5 separate regions of the Homo sapiens genome follow, and all the other regions are linked to region 5. The links are chromatin contacts, found by Hi-C or POLR2A ChIA-PET in ENCODE. All regions are on one chromosome and are shown on one strand. Each heading gives the region's core, a stretch centred on a gene start or an enhancer-like site at or near the end of the contact. The rest is flanking DNA. Distances are from core to core; before and after follow the strand shown. Region 1 holds the start of MAPK1 (mitogen-activated protein kinase 1). Region 2 holds the start of ARVCF (ARVCF delta catenin family member). Region 3 holds the start of DGCR6L (DiGeorge syndrome critical region gene 6 like). Region 4 overlaps TANGO2 (transport and golgi organization 2 homolog). Region 5 holds the start of THAP7 (THAP domain containing 7).

The links. Hi-C counts contacts between places; a loop is a spot of excess contacts on that map. ChIA-PET counts read pairs that join two places held with the same protein, here RNA polymerase II (POLR2A). Pooled maps may share reads with other maps.
Region 1: a loop to region 5 is called in a map of CD8-positive, alpha-beta T cell, with 10 times the contacts of the local background. The contact joins the promoter of MAPK1 here to the promoter of THAP7 in region 5. A Hi-C loop is called at or near these places in 1 of 168 maps with a recorded cell type or tissue (CD8-positive, alpha-beta T cell), 1 of 37 single-sample maps with no recorded cell type and 10 of 50 pooled maps. POLR2A ChIA-PET finds 5 or more read pairs at or near these places in 2 of 52 experiments (WTC11 and activated CD4-positive, alpha-beta T cell).
Region 2: a pooled map shows a loop between it and region 5 (5-fold over the local background). The contact joins the promoter of ARVCF here to the promoter of THAP7 in region 5. A Hi-C loop is called at or near these places in 1 of 168 maps with a recorded cell type or tissue (CD8-positive, alpha-beta T cell) and 8 of 50 pooled maps. POLR2A ChIA-PET finds 5 or more read pairs at or near these places in 1 of 52 experiments (activated naive CD4-positive, alpha-beta T cell).
Region 3: a map with no recorded cell type shows a loop between it and region 5 (10-fold over the local background). The contact joins the promoter of DGCR6L here to the promoter of THAP7 in region 5. A Hi-C loop is called at or near these places in 1 of 37 single-sample maps with no recorded cell type and 7 of 50 pooled maps. POLR2A ChIA-PET finds 5 or more read pairs at or near these places in 1 of 52 experiments (activated naive CD4-positive, alpha-beta T cell).
Region 4: a loop to region 5 is called in a pooled map, with 2.5 times the contacts of the local background. The contact joins the enhancer-like site here to the promoter of THAP7 in region 5. A Hi-C loop is called at or near these places in 1 of 168 maps with a recorded cell type or tissue (CD8-positive, alpha-beta T cell) and 8 of 50 pooled maps. POLR2A ChIA-PET finds 5 or more read pairs at or near these places in 1 of 52 experiments (activated naive CD4-positive, alpha-beta T cell).

What each region holds. Positions count from the first base shown.
Region 1 is chr22:21,866,395-21,869,094 of GRCh38, forward strand. MAPK1 (mitogen-activated protein kinase 1) reads right to left here and starts at 1,251. Exons shown (of 9, transcript NM_002745.5): 1 at 928-1,251. The coding sequence starts at 1,046. RefSeq lists a silencer at 1,182-1,421.
Region 2 is chr22:20,015,535-20,018,234 of GRCh38, forward strand. ARVCF (ARVCF delta catenin family member) reads right to left here and starts at 1,289. Exons shown (of 20, transcript NM_001670.3): 1 at 1,055-1,289. It also overlaps a transcript of TANGO2 not described here. RefSeq lists a silencer at 1,181-1,580.
Region 3 is chr22:20,318,810-20,321,509 of GRCh38, forward strand. It overlaps DGCR6L (DiGeorge syndrome critical region gene 6 like), which reads right to left and starts at 1,251. Exons shown (of 5, transcript NM_033257.4): 1 at 1,070-1,251; 2 at 830-990. The coding sequence starts at 1,179. RefSeq lists silencers at 597-891, 928-1,157, 1,288-1,417, 1,608-1,657 and an enhancer at 1,537-2,324.
Region 4 is chr22:20,036,956-20,039,655 of GRCh38, forward strand. All of the region lies in intron 2 of TANGO2 (transport and golgi organization 2 homolog), which reads left to right. Among named protein-coding and RNA genes, the nearest start is that of MIR185, 5.2 kb to the left of the region's middle. RefSeq lists a silencer at 1,591-1,752. Within about 2 kb of position 1,361, at least 2 of the 41 ENCODE cell types and tissues checked have a DNase peak (open chromatin) inside an H3K27ac peak, as active enhancers do.
Region 5 is chr22:21,000,778-21,003,477 of GRCh38, forward strand. THAP7 (THAP domain containing 7) reads right to left here and starts at 1,341. Exons shown (of 4, transcript NM_030573.3): 1 at 1,055-1,341; 2 at 479-634; 3 at 1-10. The coding sequence starts at 1,134. THAP7-AS1 (THAP7 antisense RNA 1) reads left to right here and starts at 1,145. Exons shown (of 2, transcript NR_027051.1): 1 at 1,145-2,052. RefSeq lists an enhancer at 195-404 and silencers at 1,005-1,174, 1,195-1,304, 1,946-2,336.

The sequences.
Region 1 (2,700 bases), core at 1-2,500, 870 kb after region 5:
AAAAAAAACCGTCACTATCATTTCACTTTTCTAAGGGACCTGAATCAAGATGAGGGAGTCTACGTGTGATTCTGCAAGAACTCCATTAAGGCTGCATACATAATGACCACTAAATCATTAACAGGAGTCCATAGCAATTGGGCTAAAACATCTGGGAGCATTTATGCTGGTAAAAGAGCTCACTTGGGGGCTAAAAAAAAAGTCAAATTAGGCCCAACTCTAAACGGATCTTTAACAAATCAAGAGAGTAATGTTAGTTTATCCTTCCTGAAACGCCAGCAGTACGATATTAAAATCCACTTAGAAGTAAAAACTTCAAGACGGAAATATGCCACCAACACTGGCGTCAGTAATCCATTTTAGAAAGCCTGCGCGGAGACCACCATTAGCACCGCTGAGGATATTTAATGAAAGCCGTTGGCTGCAAACAGAGGCGAAGAGAGAAAAACGATTATTTCGGTGTTCTGCACACACGCGGAGGCAAAACGCTTTCAGGACCTCAGCAGCCACCGCCGCCAACACCGACAAGCATCTGATGGAATTCACAGTTTTACAATCGAAAGTCCAAAAGAAGGCCATGATACTAGCAAATTGAGGGGTGGGGACCCTTCCGTTGCCTTCCCGAGGGTCCAGACTTTAAAGGCCGCGCTGCGCCCGGGGCCAAGGGTCCACTAGTACCGGCCTACGCCCCCCGCGCCACTCCCTGAGCCCCTTCCCGAGCGACCGAAGGCCCGGGAACCGCGAGCAACAACACCTAAACCTCAACCGGCCCGGGGCCGCGCCCGAGCCCTGGCGCGCGGACCGCGGTGAAGTCCGGGTTCGAGGTCGCCGCGGCGCCTGAGGCCGAGGCGCGGGCGAGGCCGAGGCTGCGTCCGCTGCGGCCCCGGGCGGTGGGGGGGCCGGGCGTGGCCGGTCGCGGACACTCACCACACCATGCCGTAGGCGCCCTCGCCGATGTACGAGAGGTTGGTGTAGCGCGGCCCCACGTCGAACACCTGCCCGCGGACCATCTCCGGGCCCGCGCCCGCCGCCGCCGCCGCCGCCATGTTGGCTGCCGGGCCGCCGCCGCCTCCGCCGCGCTGAGCTCGACGCTCGGCGGCCGCCGCTCAGCTCTTGTCGCCCCTCCCGCAGGGACTGCGCCGCCGCCGGTGCAGCCGCCGACGCTGACCGGGAGGAGGAAGGAAGACGCCGAGCGGGAGAGCTGAAGAGCCGACAGCCACTCGGACCGATTGCCTGCCTGCCTGCCAGACTGACGGGCGGGCCGGCGGGCGGGCGGAGGGAGGGGCGCGCGCCGAGGAGGGTGCCGGGGCGGGGACAAGAAGTGTGCATGCGGATTGGTTCCTCGCGGCTGGGGGCGGGGCCGCGCGGGCCGGCGGAAGCGGCGGGCTTCGGGAGGGGCACTGCGACGGCGTTGACTGAGGGGGCGCCACTAGGCGCGGTCACGTGCATTCGCGGTGCATTCGCGGGGGCGTCGGTGCGGGTCGCGTCTCTTAAGACACCCAGGGAGACAGACGTGGGGCAGAACTCATGGGCTGAAGTGAGAGATGGCTGGGGCCCAGGCGAGCGACCGAGCAGGGTCCGAACAGAGCCAGCGAGGGACCCCGGGCTGTGCTTGAGGCCCGACGACGCGCCATATCCCGGCAGCGCCGCAGCTCAGGCCTCTGCGAATCTGTGGTCCACACGCTGATAAACTTAGAGGCCTCTGCACTGGGGCAGAAACCGAAAGGCATGACCCAGACCGAGAAAGATATTTGCATACTGAGAAAGTGTGAAACACAATTGTCGAGACTAAAAGGAGACACTGAGAGGATACGCCAATCAGGTTAGTTCAGATGTTTGTTGAGCACACTCCATGTTCCTGGGGATCCACCCTTATAGAAGTTACCTTTTAGAGAGAGGAGACAGACAAATACGTGTAATGCTCAAGTTGTGATAAGTACGATGAAGAAGTACAAAGCAGAAGGGAGGGCGCGGTGTCTCACGCCTATCATCCCAGCACTTTGGGAGGCCGAGGCGGGCGGATCACTTGAGGTCAGGAGTTTGAGACCAGGTCTCTACTAAAAATACAAAAATTAAGTCCGGGCGAGGTGGCTCACGCCTGTAATCCTAGCACTTTGGGAGGCCGAGGCGGGCGGATCACGAGGTCAGGAGTTCAAGACCAGCCTGGCCAACATGGCGAAACCCTGTCTCTACTAAAAATACAAAAATTAGCCGGGCGCAGTGGTGGGCGCCTGTCATCCCAGCTACTTGGGAGGCTGAGGCAGGAGGACAAAGCAGAGAGTAAGGGATTAGGGGGTGGTGGGTCGAAACACATGAGAGATACATTTGCGTTCAGAGACAGACCGAGATTGGTACAGATAGGCAGAAATGCTGACAGAGCAGGTAATGAAATAGAAATGCAAAGATAGAGTCACTAAAACCAAAACATCGAGGTTTAGAGAAAAAGAGACACACCAGGTTAAGAAACAGTCACAAACAACAGAGGTTGAAAAAATAAAAATTAGAGTCCTGAAGCAGGTGGATACCAAGGAAAGCTAAGACAACGAGACGGACAATGACCCAGGCACTGCTTCTGAACCTTTTCCCCTGCCATGTTTGGAGGGAGAAGGAAGAGCGGCAGACCCTATATCCTCTTTGTTCAACTCTTCCAAGTTTAAAACCATCAACTCTTGACTTCTAGACATCAACAAAGATTAATTA
Region 2 (2,700 bases), core at 39-2,538, 990 kb before region 5:
TCTAAACACCGCCCAGATCCCAGAGTAAAGGCAGATAAGGCAGTAGTTAAGAAGTAGGAAGAAGTAAAGGCAGCTACCCCAGAGAAGCTAAGGTCGGGAGAGGTGGAGGCTCCCACTGCACCCCCCTGGCCCATACCATAGGGGAGGTTTCCCCCACAGCAGCCTGGGTACTCACCTGAGGTTATTAGACAGCAGCATTAAGAGCCTACTCTAAAAAATACCCACGGGGCACCTTTCTTTTCCTTATTTCTAAATATGCCTGGATGTAGGGAAAGGGAGCTGAAGTCCTTTAGTTCCATTTTAAGTATGTTACATTACACATAGCTAAGAAACGGTGAAATATTGTAAGCAGCCAATATTTAATTATTTAAAAATTAAAATAGGCTGGAGCTCTCAGGCCACCTGCCCAGGGCGACTCCCCAGCAAACCGAGCAGTCTCCCTCAGAGTGGAGATGACATGTCTCCGCACCGGCACCGAGGGGGCGCAGGGCGGCGTGGGGAGGGGGACCCAGGCCGGGGGTCCGGGTGGCGCGCCCTCTCTCACCCCCGAGGCGGCAGGAGCAGCGCGGCGCGAGGACACCTCCGGGCCGTCGGTGCCCCTGAGCTTCCCGGCGGCGCGCTGCCCCAGGAAAGTTCCCGGCCTGCCGCCCCTCGGGCTGTTGGAAAGTTTCGGCGGCTGCAGGGCCCTGGCAGCTAGGCGCCAAGCGTCGCGCGGGGCGGGCACGGCTGCGGGGTCGGGCCGCGCTCGGCTGGAGTGCTCAGTGCAAGACGCCCGGACGGGTAGGGTAGGGCCCCAAGGCCACGCACAAAGAGACCCGCCCCCGCCGGCCCGGGGTCTCGGACGCCGCAGAGCGCGCGGACAAGACGCGGGTGGGGCGGAGATTGGCTCCGACGTCCGGCCCAGACCCTCGCCCGGATCTCGACTCCAGGGATAGGACCCTGTCCGGACCGCTGCCCGGAATGCGTCCCATATCTGCAGCCCCGCCCCCAGTCCCGGCTCCGACCCGAGGCCCCAGCCCCGGGTCCCACACCCCGCCCACTGGCTCAGGCTTACCTGGAGCGCAGCGTGGGCGGCCCCGCAGCGCGGCCTCGGACCCCAGAAGGGCTTCCCCGGGTCCGTTGGCGCGCGGGGAGCGGCGTTCCCAGGGCGCGGCGCGGTGCGGCGCGGCGCGGGTCGCAGTCCACGCGGCCGCAACTCGGACCGGTGCGGGGGCCGCCCCCTCCCTCCAGGCCCAGCGCGCAACCCGAGACCCCGGGCCAGCCCTCCCGCCCTCACGCGGCCCGTGCGCAAAGCGGACCGGGCCGGCGACGCGAATCTCCGCCCCGCCCCATCTGACAGCAAATTTTCCCATTGGTCGAGAGACCCGGCGCGGCACGGCAACCGGCGCCGATTGGGCGGATGCGCGGAGATGACGGCTTGCCATTGGGCCTCCGGGATGTCAGTCCCGGCGGATGACCGGCCCCCTCGCGGAGGGGCCGCGGCCCCGCACCTGCCCGAACCTCTGCGGCGGCGGTGGCAGGGTACGCGGGACCGCTCCCTCCCAGCCGACTTACGAGAACATCCCCCGACCATCCAGCCCCGAGCAGGGACTGGCAGAGCCGGCGCCCCTTCCCCGGACTCTGGCCGCGTAGCCTCCGCCACCACTCCCAGTTCACAGGTATCCTTCTTCAGCGCCTGCTACTCGCTGCGCGCTGCGCGCCGCTCCCTCCTGTCGACATCGAATTGTATTCTTCACGCAAGCCGCGAGAGAGAGTTCTGCTGCTATCCCCATTTTACAGTTGGGAAACAGCCTCAGAGAGGTTCTCACTTGCTTGAACACAGTCGTCTGACCCTGGGGCCTGGGGGCTCTCTCATCCTCACGCCCCTGGGTCCCCGCAGCGGGGAGACGATGGAGGTAGGAGCTGCAGTATTTCCGAGGGCAGGAAGGGACCCCCTCGGTAAACCAGGGGCTCACCTCCCCCACCAGGCCTGGATGTAGAGACCTCTTGGGCTTGTCCCACCCTGCAGGCCCCCCATGGGGCCGCCCTTTCTTACCTCCTCCTGGCATTCTCACAGCCCCACAGCTCTGCGTCTGGGGAGGCAGAGTTGTGCGTTTATGCCCGCACCCCGTACTACTGTCCCATTTTCTTCACCCTACCTGGAGTCAGGAAGAAACGGTGCTTCACTGCCTGTTGAGATTCACGTAGGTTACATTTCCTTGCCAGATTAAGAGCACCTGACATGAGTGGGACCATGACCCTCCGCCAGCTCTGCGTAACCTTGTGGTGTAGGGGGGAACCAGCAGGGATGCTGCCCAGTGGGCTTTTCTAGGGGGAGGTCCTGAGATGACTTCTTAGCCAGTGACCCTGGCTCACGCATGCTGTCATCCTTTCCTGCCCTGGATGCACCTGGAGATGACCAGTTCCTCGGCTCATTGCATTCTCCAAGGCCGCCTGGGGAACCAAACTGCCCACAACCATGCTTATGAGTGGTGGAGGGGTGTGACCAGACACTCTTGTCTTATCCACCCATATTGGGAGTCCAGTGTGTTCATCCAATCATTCCTTGGCCAGGACAAAGAAAATGAAATGGCCCAAGGCAAGAACTCACTGCTGGGACCACCGCTGGGTCCATCTGTGTGCTGGCAGCATGGTGAATCGATCCCAGCTGCCTTTCAGAGCCAGGCAGCTACTATCAATCGATTGGAGCTGGCACTTGAC
Region 3 (2,700 bases), core at 1-2,500, 680 kb before region 5:
CATCTCACCAAAAAGACTTACCCAGCCACAAATGTCAGCATGGCTGGGTTGAAAATCCTGGTCTCCAGGAATGCTGAAGACTCTTGGTGAATGCTATGCTGTCACATGTATATATTTTGGGATGTCAAGAACTAGAGCAAAACGTTAACTATTGAACTTTAGTGAAGAGCACAAGCGTATGCACTATACTATCTTTTCAGCTTTTCTAAATGTTTTAACTTCTAAAATAAGAAGTTTGGGAAAAATAACAAAGGTGGAAACTGATGGTGCAGGGGGACCTGCCCTATATAATTTGCAGGAAAGGGCTCCCAAGCCCACCAAGCAGGCCTGGCTCAAGTGGGAAGCTCTTCGGGTTTGGGAGGGCGCCACAGGAGACAGTGCTTAGGAATTTGATGTGCAACTGGAATGAGGCCCTGCGAGGCCTGAGAGGGAACTGACCCTGAAAGACGCTTGCTGCACAACTGTCAACAGACTTCCAACTACTGAGGGGCAATGCTGCTGCAGTCAGCGCCACCACCAGAGTCTGCCTGCAGGCCAATCAGGCACCGAGGCCTAGGGCCATCCTGTCTGGAAGCGCGTGGGGCACAGGGAAGCCCGAACAGGGAGTTTCTGCTAAGAAGGTGGGTGCTGCGCAACTGAAAACAAAACTGGTTGGACCCACTGATCACCAAAAAGGCGCTGTCTCAGTCTCTGCGCCCGTTGATTTTGTCAATCTTAGAGACCTCTTCCGAACACTTCCAAGGAAGGAGCTGATCTGCACAGATACCAAGAGCTGCCCGGAGGCGCCGACCCGGAGGAGGCGGCACCTCATCCCGCTGCCCCCGCGCACCTCGGTGCTCGTTCTGTAGGCGCAGGCGCTGGTTGTACAGGCTCTTTTCGGTGAGGTGCTGGATCTCCAGTAGCCCCTGCACGATTTCGAACACGGTGCCGTCGAGAAGCGCCAGGGCCAGGTCGCTGAGCGTGGTGTAGGACAGGCGCTGCTGGAAAGAGCTGCGGGTAGGGGGGCGCGGTGAGCCCCGGCGGGAAACGAAGCCGCCTCCGCAGGCCTCCGCCCGCCCCGCCTGCGTACCTGGGCAACTCCTTCACCAGGCTCTGTAGCGCCGACAGCAACTGGTAGTGTCGCTCCTGCTGCCGGGCACCGTCCGCCACCTCCTCCAAGGCGGCCGCGTAGCGCTCCATGGCGCGGACGCCCGCTAGCCGCCGGCGGCGGCGACGAGCTCCCCCAGCTTCACGACATCCCGAGCGCGGCGCGTCCCGCCCCTTTTACGATTGTCCCACGCGCGGCGCGCTCCGCCCCCTTTTACGACAGTCCCGAGAGGGCCTGGCCGCCTGCCCCGCCCTGCCCCGCGCCCCGCCGCCTGCTTATTCAGGAGGCGCGCCCCGCTCCTCTGCGGAGACTCCAAGGAGGGTTTTGCTCAGCCCAGGCTCGCACCTGCCTGCTCCCCGCGCGACATTAAAGGCGAGACTCCGCCGTCTGGATATCGCAGGACCACGGAGAATCCCACCGGCCCTTGCTGAGTCATTGCGGGCCGAGGTCCGGGCTCCGCGCCGGCGCGCCTGCGAGGTGGACTGTCCCGGTCACCGGCCTCCCCAGAGGCAGGGGTCTCGGGCCAGAGCCCACAGGACCTGGGTCTAAGGCACCATCCGCGGCCGAGCAGTGGCGCTGGGGTCTGTCTGCGTCCTCCCCGCCCCCGGGGTGAGACAGACAGGACCGCCCTAGAGCCTCTGGGTCAGGACAGTCGGAGCCAGAGTCCCCATCTGGGCCTCCGTGGCCCCCAGCCCGTGAGCCCAGACTGCGCTCTCCCCGCTCCACAGGCCAGCTGCTGGGCCGGGGCTGGGGGGCTTCTGGTGGCTGGGGCTGAACCGTCTAGGAACAGGCTTTAATAGGAGGGGCTCGGGTGGAGGAATGGCTCCTGCAAAGGCCCTGCCAGAGTCAGGTCAGGTGGGTGGGCGAGAGGACCAGTGTGGCCAGGCTGCGGAAGCCAGCACAGGAGACAAGGGCGGGTGCTGTGCATTACAGAGGCTGCTGGGGGCTTGTCCATAGAGCAGCAGGGGGCACGGAAGGGCTTGGGGACGCAGACACGATCAGACTTGCATTTCATCAGGCACTCTTTAGCTGCCTGCTGGGTGGCTGGGCTGTGTGAGATGACCCTGCTTTGACCAGGTTAGGAATTATGACTGGTTTCCAGAGAGAACATTGGTTAGTAATTGGCTATGGGGAAGAGGGGGCGTTGAGCCAACCAACTGGGGTCCCCCTGAAGTGCCAGCAAAGTGTCTGGTTTTCTCCAGGATCTGTTTCCTCAGTCCCTGGCAGGATTGGCTCCCCTGCACGCCATGTCCTTGTGGTCCCTTCCAGACAGAAACCAGGCATGAATAAAGTGAATAATGACAAGCGCTCAGGCCACTGCCGTGGAGGGCGGTCCACAACCCAGAGCTGGTCATGCGCCGGGCACCCTGGCCTCCAGGTCCCTCAGAATGGCAGGAGCTGGAGGTGGGACTCGAGATTGTGGGAGCTGAGTCTGTAGTGAGTGACCAGGAGCCAGCTGGGGCTGGGCTTGGTCACTGTCACCTCCCCCGGAGGTGGTGAGTGGGATGATTAGCTGGGTGAAGACGCCTGCCTGTTTCACCAGTGTCCCTGCCCTCAGTCCCCCAGTCCATGAAGAGTGTCTGTGTGGAGACTGGGAGGATATAGGGCAGCCC
Region 4 (2,700 bases), core at 111-2,610, 960 kb before region 5:
AGGACGGGGCTGCACAGGCCTGGCACTGCCCTCCAGGACAGGGTCACTCAGTGTGGGATGCTGTCAGAATGCCTCTCGGGGCGGGGACTCCAGTCAATGTACAAAGACGTGAAGACTCAGCCACAGAAGGCAGCCACAGGTAGGACAGAGGAGTGACATGGGTCCAGGTGGGCTGCAGTTCTATGGGCTTTGAGGAGGGTCGGGCGGCAGAACTGGGACAACGGCGTCAGTGAGTGAGAGCCAGCTTGGGCTGGCGGGTCACAGCTGCTGGTGAGAAGTCAAAGTGGCGGCCAGGCTAGGGGTCTGTGGGTGGGTCCTGAGCTGAGGAAAAAGAACCTGGGGAAGAGGGGACGCTGAGGACCAGCCAGAGGAGTCAGGAAATCGAGGCCAGAAGCCACCCCTGACCCTGGACTCAGGACGGCCACACCTCCATTCCCCAGGACACCCCAGCATTTATCCACACAGAGAACGAGGCAGAGATATAACCCACATCTAAAATGAAACGTGTAACCACTCTCTAATGCAACTGCTCGGGAAGTTTTCATCATTTTAAAATCTGTACCAGAAATGATTTGAACCATTTCAAGAGGGTCTCAGATTTGAGTCACTGCAAAGTTGCATAGACACCATGCTGCTTGACTTCAAGGCTGAGTGAAGTCATTTCAGGCCAAGGAATCAGGAAGGAAGGGTGTCTGGTGTTTTCCCTTTTTGCAGTTGGGTGAGTGGCAGGTCCCAGCAGCAGACAGCATGCTGCAGGGAAGGTGGAAGAAATGTTAGGAAAGAACTATTGACTGCTACAGGGACTGGAGTAGTGTTGGGCTGGCTAGTGAGTGAACAGAACTCTAAAGAATGTAGGGGCTGGCCGAGCACGGTGGCTCACGCCTGTAATCCCAGCACTTTGGGAGGCCAAGGTGGGCGGATCACAAGGTCAGGAGATCCAGACCATCCTGGATAACACATCTCTACTAAAAACACACAAAAAAATTAGCTGGGCATGGGGGTGGGCGCCTGTAGTCCCAGCCACTTGGGAGGCTGAGACAAGAGAATGGCGTGAACCTGGGAGGCAGAGCTTGCAGTGAGCCGAGATTGCGCCACTGCACTCCAGCATGGGCAACAGAGCGAGACTGCATCTCAAAAAAAAGATGAAGGTAAAATAAGGTCATGTGGGTAGGCCCTAATCAATGTGATGGGTGACTCAGATACGCACAGGGGAAGCTGGTGTGTATACAGAGATAGAAGCAGTCGTCTGCATACCGAGAAGACCCTCAAAAGGAGCCAGCCCTGCTGACGCCTTGATCTTGGATCTCCAGCATCCAATGCTGCGAGACAATAGTGTCTGTTGTTGCAGCCGCCTGGTCTGTGGTGCTTAGTTACGGCAGCCCCAGGAAACTAGCACGCTGAGGAGAGCCAGCCAGCTCTGTATGCGTTTCAGGGCTGCCTCCTGCAGGCTGCTGAAGAGACTCAACCCACCCCGAGTGCTCCCATCTCTGGAAAGGAAGCTTGATGGCTGGCCTGCGGGTGCTGGTCAGTGCCACCCAGCCCCTTGGGTGGAGAGGAGGAGGGTTGACATGGGCCCCTCTTGCTTTCACTCAGAACCCGTGTGTTGCTGCCAGGACCTGTCCTGCGGGTCCTGCCATTCCAGTTGGCCTCGGGATTTCTCTGGACTATTTTCCGAAGCCCTAAGCCAAAGACGAAATGTGCCACCTCTGGGTGACTGAGCAAATGTGCGCTGTGTTTTCCTGACTTCATGGGAGGGTGTGAGACACTTCTGGTGGCTGCTTCTGCTCTGCCTGTGGGGTGTCCAGCCAGGGGAAGGGCACGCTGCAGGCTGGGAGCACAGACACTTCTATGGAGCCCCTGACAGCACCTCTGCAGCACTTTGGGAGGCCTCGTACAGGTACCCAGCTAGGCTGGGCTGGACTCCTCACCTGTGGACTGGAGTAAAAAGTAGGGTGCTTTAGGCCACTATGTTTTTTTTTTTTATTATTATTATTATTATTTTAGAGACAGGATCTTGCTCTGTTGCCCAGGCTGGAGTACAGTGGTATGATCATAGCTTACTGCAGCCTCAAACTCGCCGGCTCAAGCGATCCTCCCACTTCAGCATGCCTAAGTAACTGGGACTACAACACCATGCCCGGCTAATTTTTTTTTTTTTGGTAGAGACAAGTTCTCACTATGTTGTCCAGGGTGGTCTCGAACTCCTGGGCCCAAGTGATCCTCCTGCCTCAGCCTCCCAAAATGCTGGGATTACATGCGTGAGCCACCATGCCCGGCCTCGGCCACTGTATTTGGTAATTTGATACCCATCACGGAAAACCAAGACCCTGCAGCAAGATAACACAATCACTTCATGATGTCACCCTATCTCTTTCAAAACTGCCTGTTTACAGCCGGGTGCGGTGGCTCACGCCTGTAATCCCAGCACTTTGGGAGGCTGAGGTGGGTGGATCACTTGAGGTCAGGAGTTCGAGACCAGCCTGGCCAACATGGTGAAACCCCATCTCTACTAAAAATACAAAAATTAGCCTGGCATGGTGGCGCACACCTGTAATCCCAGCTATTAGGGAGGCTAAGGCAGGAGAATTGCTTGAGCCTGGGAGGCAGAGGTTACAGGGAACTGAGATAGCGCCACTGCACTCCAGCCTGGATGACAGAGTGAGACTCCATCTTAAAAAAAAGAAAAAACGAAAAAAAACC
Region 5 (2,700 bases), core at 91-2,590:
GTGATATCCACTGCGGGGAAAAGCAACCCAGATGAGCTGGAGAGCAAGTGCTGCCTCCCCAGGCCAATCTGCCCCCAGCAGCAGCGCCGTGGGATGCTGGAAGGCATCGTGCAAACAATACGTCTGGGGAACGCCAAGTTACAGCTACACCAATCGCTTCCCCGCAGGACTCCTCACAGTCCAGGTGTGTGGAAAGCCTGCATAAGCCGAGCTGGGCTGACCAGCCAGAAAGAATTCTTTGATTTGTGGACTTGCTGGCAAGACTGGGGCTCTGAAAGATACTCTCTGGAAAGGCTCCTGTTTTCCCCTTGTGTCACAGGCACAGTGATCCTGGGGGTGGGTTTCACTGTGCAGAGCTGGGAACAGGAAACAGCCCCCTTGGACGCAGGCTGCTCAAGGGACTTCCATGACCTGCAGCTGTCCCAGTCCGCCGGGAGCCCCACATCCTACCCCAGCGTCGGCCGGCAGGGAGGCCCACCTGATTCCCACCAGCTCAAAGCAGTCCTCCTCAAAGTGTTTGGAGCAGAAGTAGATGTACTCGGATGCCGGGTCCCACAGGCCCTGGCCGCTGGGGTCCAGCCGCTGGCAGTTGGCCAGCCACAAGCCTCGCCTCGGGTTGTCCTTCTTGGGAAGTCTGTGGAGCCACAAACCCGTGAGCACCAGGCTGTCCACAGCCCTGGGCTCATGCTGCCCAAGCACCCCAGAGGGGAAACGCAGACCCAACACGCGCCGCCACGAGACCTCCCTGCGACCCCGCCGGGTAAGCACCACCGCCCGGGCACAGACGAGGCAACGGAGGCCTCGAGAAGAAAAGCAGTTTCCTCAGCGTCATCTGGCAGGTAACAGAGTGGGGCGGGTCCAAGCCGGCTAGACTTCCCGTCCTCCCCTTCCCGACTGCATTCAGTCCCGCCGGGACCGTTCCGCTTCACCTCCCACCCACAGGTTCAAGCCTCCTCAGTATCTGAGAAAGGCGCGAAGCCTCTACGCAGTTGCGACCCGAGGCGAGCAACAACTAGCGCATGCGCACGTGAGCCCGCGGCGCACGCGCGCTGACCTGTGGAAGGAGATGCCGCGGTTGCGCGTCTCGCGCGTGTCCCGTGTGCAGCAGCCGGCGGCGGAGCAGTGACGCGGCATCTGGGAAAGAGGCGGGAGTTAAGTCGCAAGCGGCTCTCCGGGCATCCGGAGGAGCCTCGCGCCTCCAGCCGCCGCTCCTCCCCAAGGGGCTCTGGCCTGTCGGGTCCCCCCCGGCCCGTTGTCGCCCCAACCCCGTCCCAGCCGATTCTCTTGACTTCTGTCAGCGGCACTCACGCTCTGGCCATTGCTGCGCCGCCGAAGTCTCGCGAGGGGTAGCGCGCGCCGGAAGTTGGTACCATAGAGACTGGAGAGCCGGAGGTGCCCCCGCCACCGGGGCGGGGCGGGGCGAGGTCCTAGCTAGCTGGGTTAGTAAGCGGCGCGAGCGTGCGAGTTTCTGACGCGCCCGCGTCGTCCCAGCTCCCTGGACTACCAGTATTGTCGCCCACGTGGGCTTCTCTTTCGTCCGCTCAGGCCTCACTTTTCTCCGTAAACACCCCGGCACGATGGAGCGGCCCCAGCGTTCGGGAGCGGCCCGGGAGCGGAAAGCGGCAGTGTCCTGGGAGCCTCGAAAGCCGCAGGGGCGGCAGCTCGCCTCGGAATGACCTCTGACGGAAGAAATAAAACGGGGCCTGGGACGCTTGCACGAAAGAACCCGACAAAAACCAGAGCCCGCACTCACTCTCGTACTGGGGAGGTGGACTTCAGGGAGGGTTATCTGGAGGAGGAATCTCTCAAAGTACAACACAGGAGAAAGACAGTATCGCAATACAGAAATTTTATTTTTTATTTTATTATTATTTTCCTGAGACCGGAGTCTCGCTCTGTCGCCCAGGCTGGAGTGCAGTGGCGCGATCTCGGCTCACTGCAAACTCCGCCTCCCGGGTTCACGCCATTCGGCTGCCTCACCCTCCACAGTAGCTGGGACTACAAGCGCCCGCCACCACGCCCGGCTAATTTGCAATACGGAAATTTTAATAGGTAATTAGCTCTCCTAGCGTTATGGTGGGGAATACAGAGGGATGGTTGCCTGCCGCACCCTCCCCTCACTATTCTTCGCCTTCTTCAGCCTCAGCTTCCACGGAATCCATGCCCACATCTTCATAATCCTCCAGAGCTGCCAGATCCTCGCGGGCCTCGGAGAATTCCCCCACTGCCATGCCCTCCCCCACGTACCAGTGCACTAAGGCGCACTTGGCCGAACTTATGGTCCAGGCAGGCCCAGGCCTCCGTGATGGCCGTGGTGTTGCTCAGCATGCACACCGCCCGCTGCACTTTGGCCAGGTCTCCCACAGGGACCACCGTGGGGGGCTGGTAGTTAATGCCCACCTGTCAGAGATGGGCAGCATAGAATGAAGTTTATATTGGCCTCAGAAATGGGAGCTCATTAAAAATCAGAGCTGTGGACCAGTTCCAACACTGTGTTTTAAGAATTGCTTCTATATTTTTTGGCATTATCTGTTATCTATCGACAATTAATATCCTTTGACGACTTTTTTTTTTCTTTTCTTCTCCTTCTTCCTCCTTCTCCTCCTTCTTTGTTGTTGTTGTTGAGACAGGGTCTAGCTCTGTTGCCCAGGCTGGAGTGCAGTGGTGCAATCTCGGCTCACTGCAACCTTTGTCTCCCAG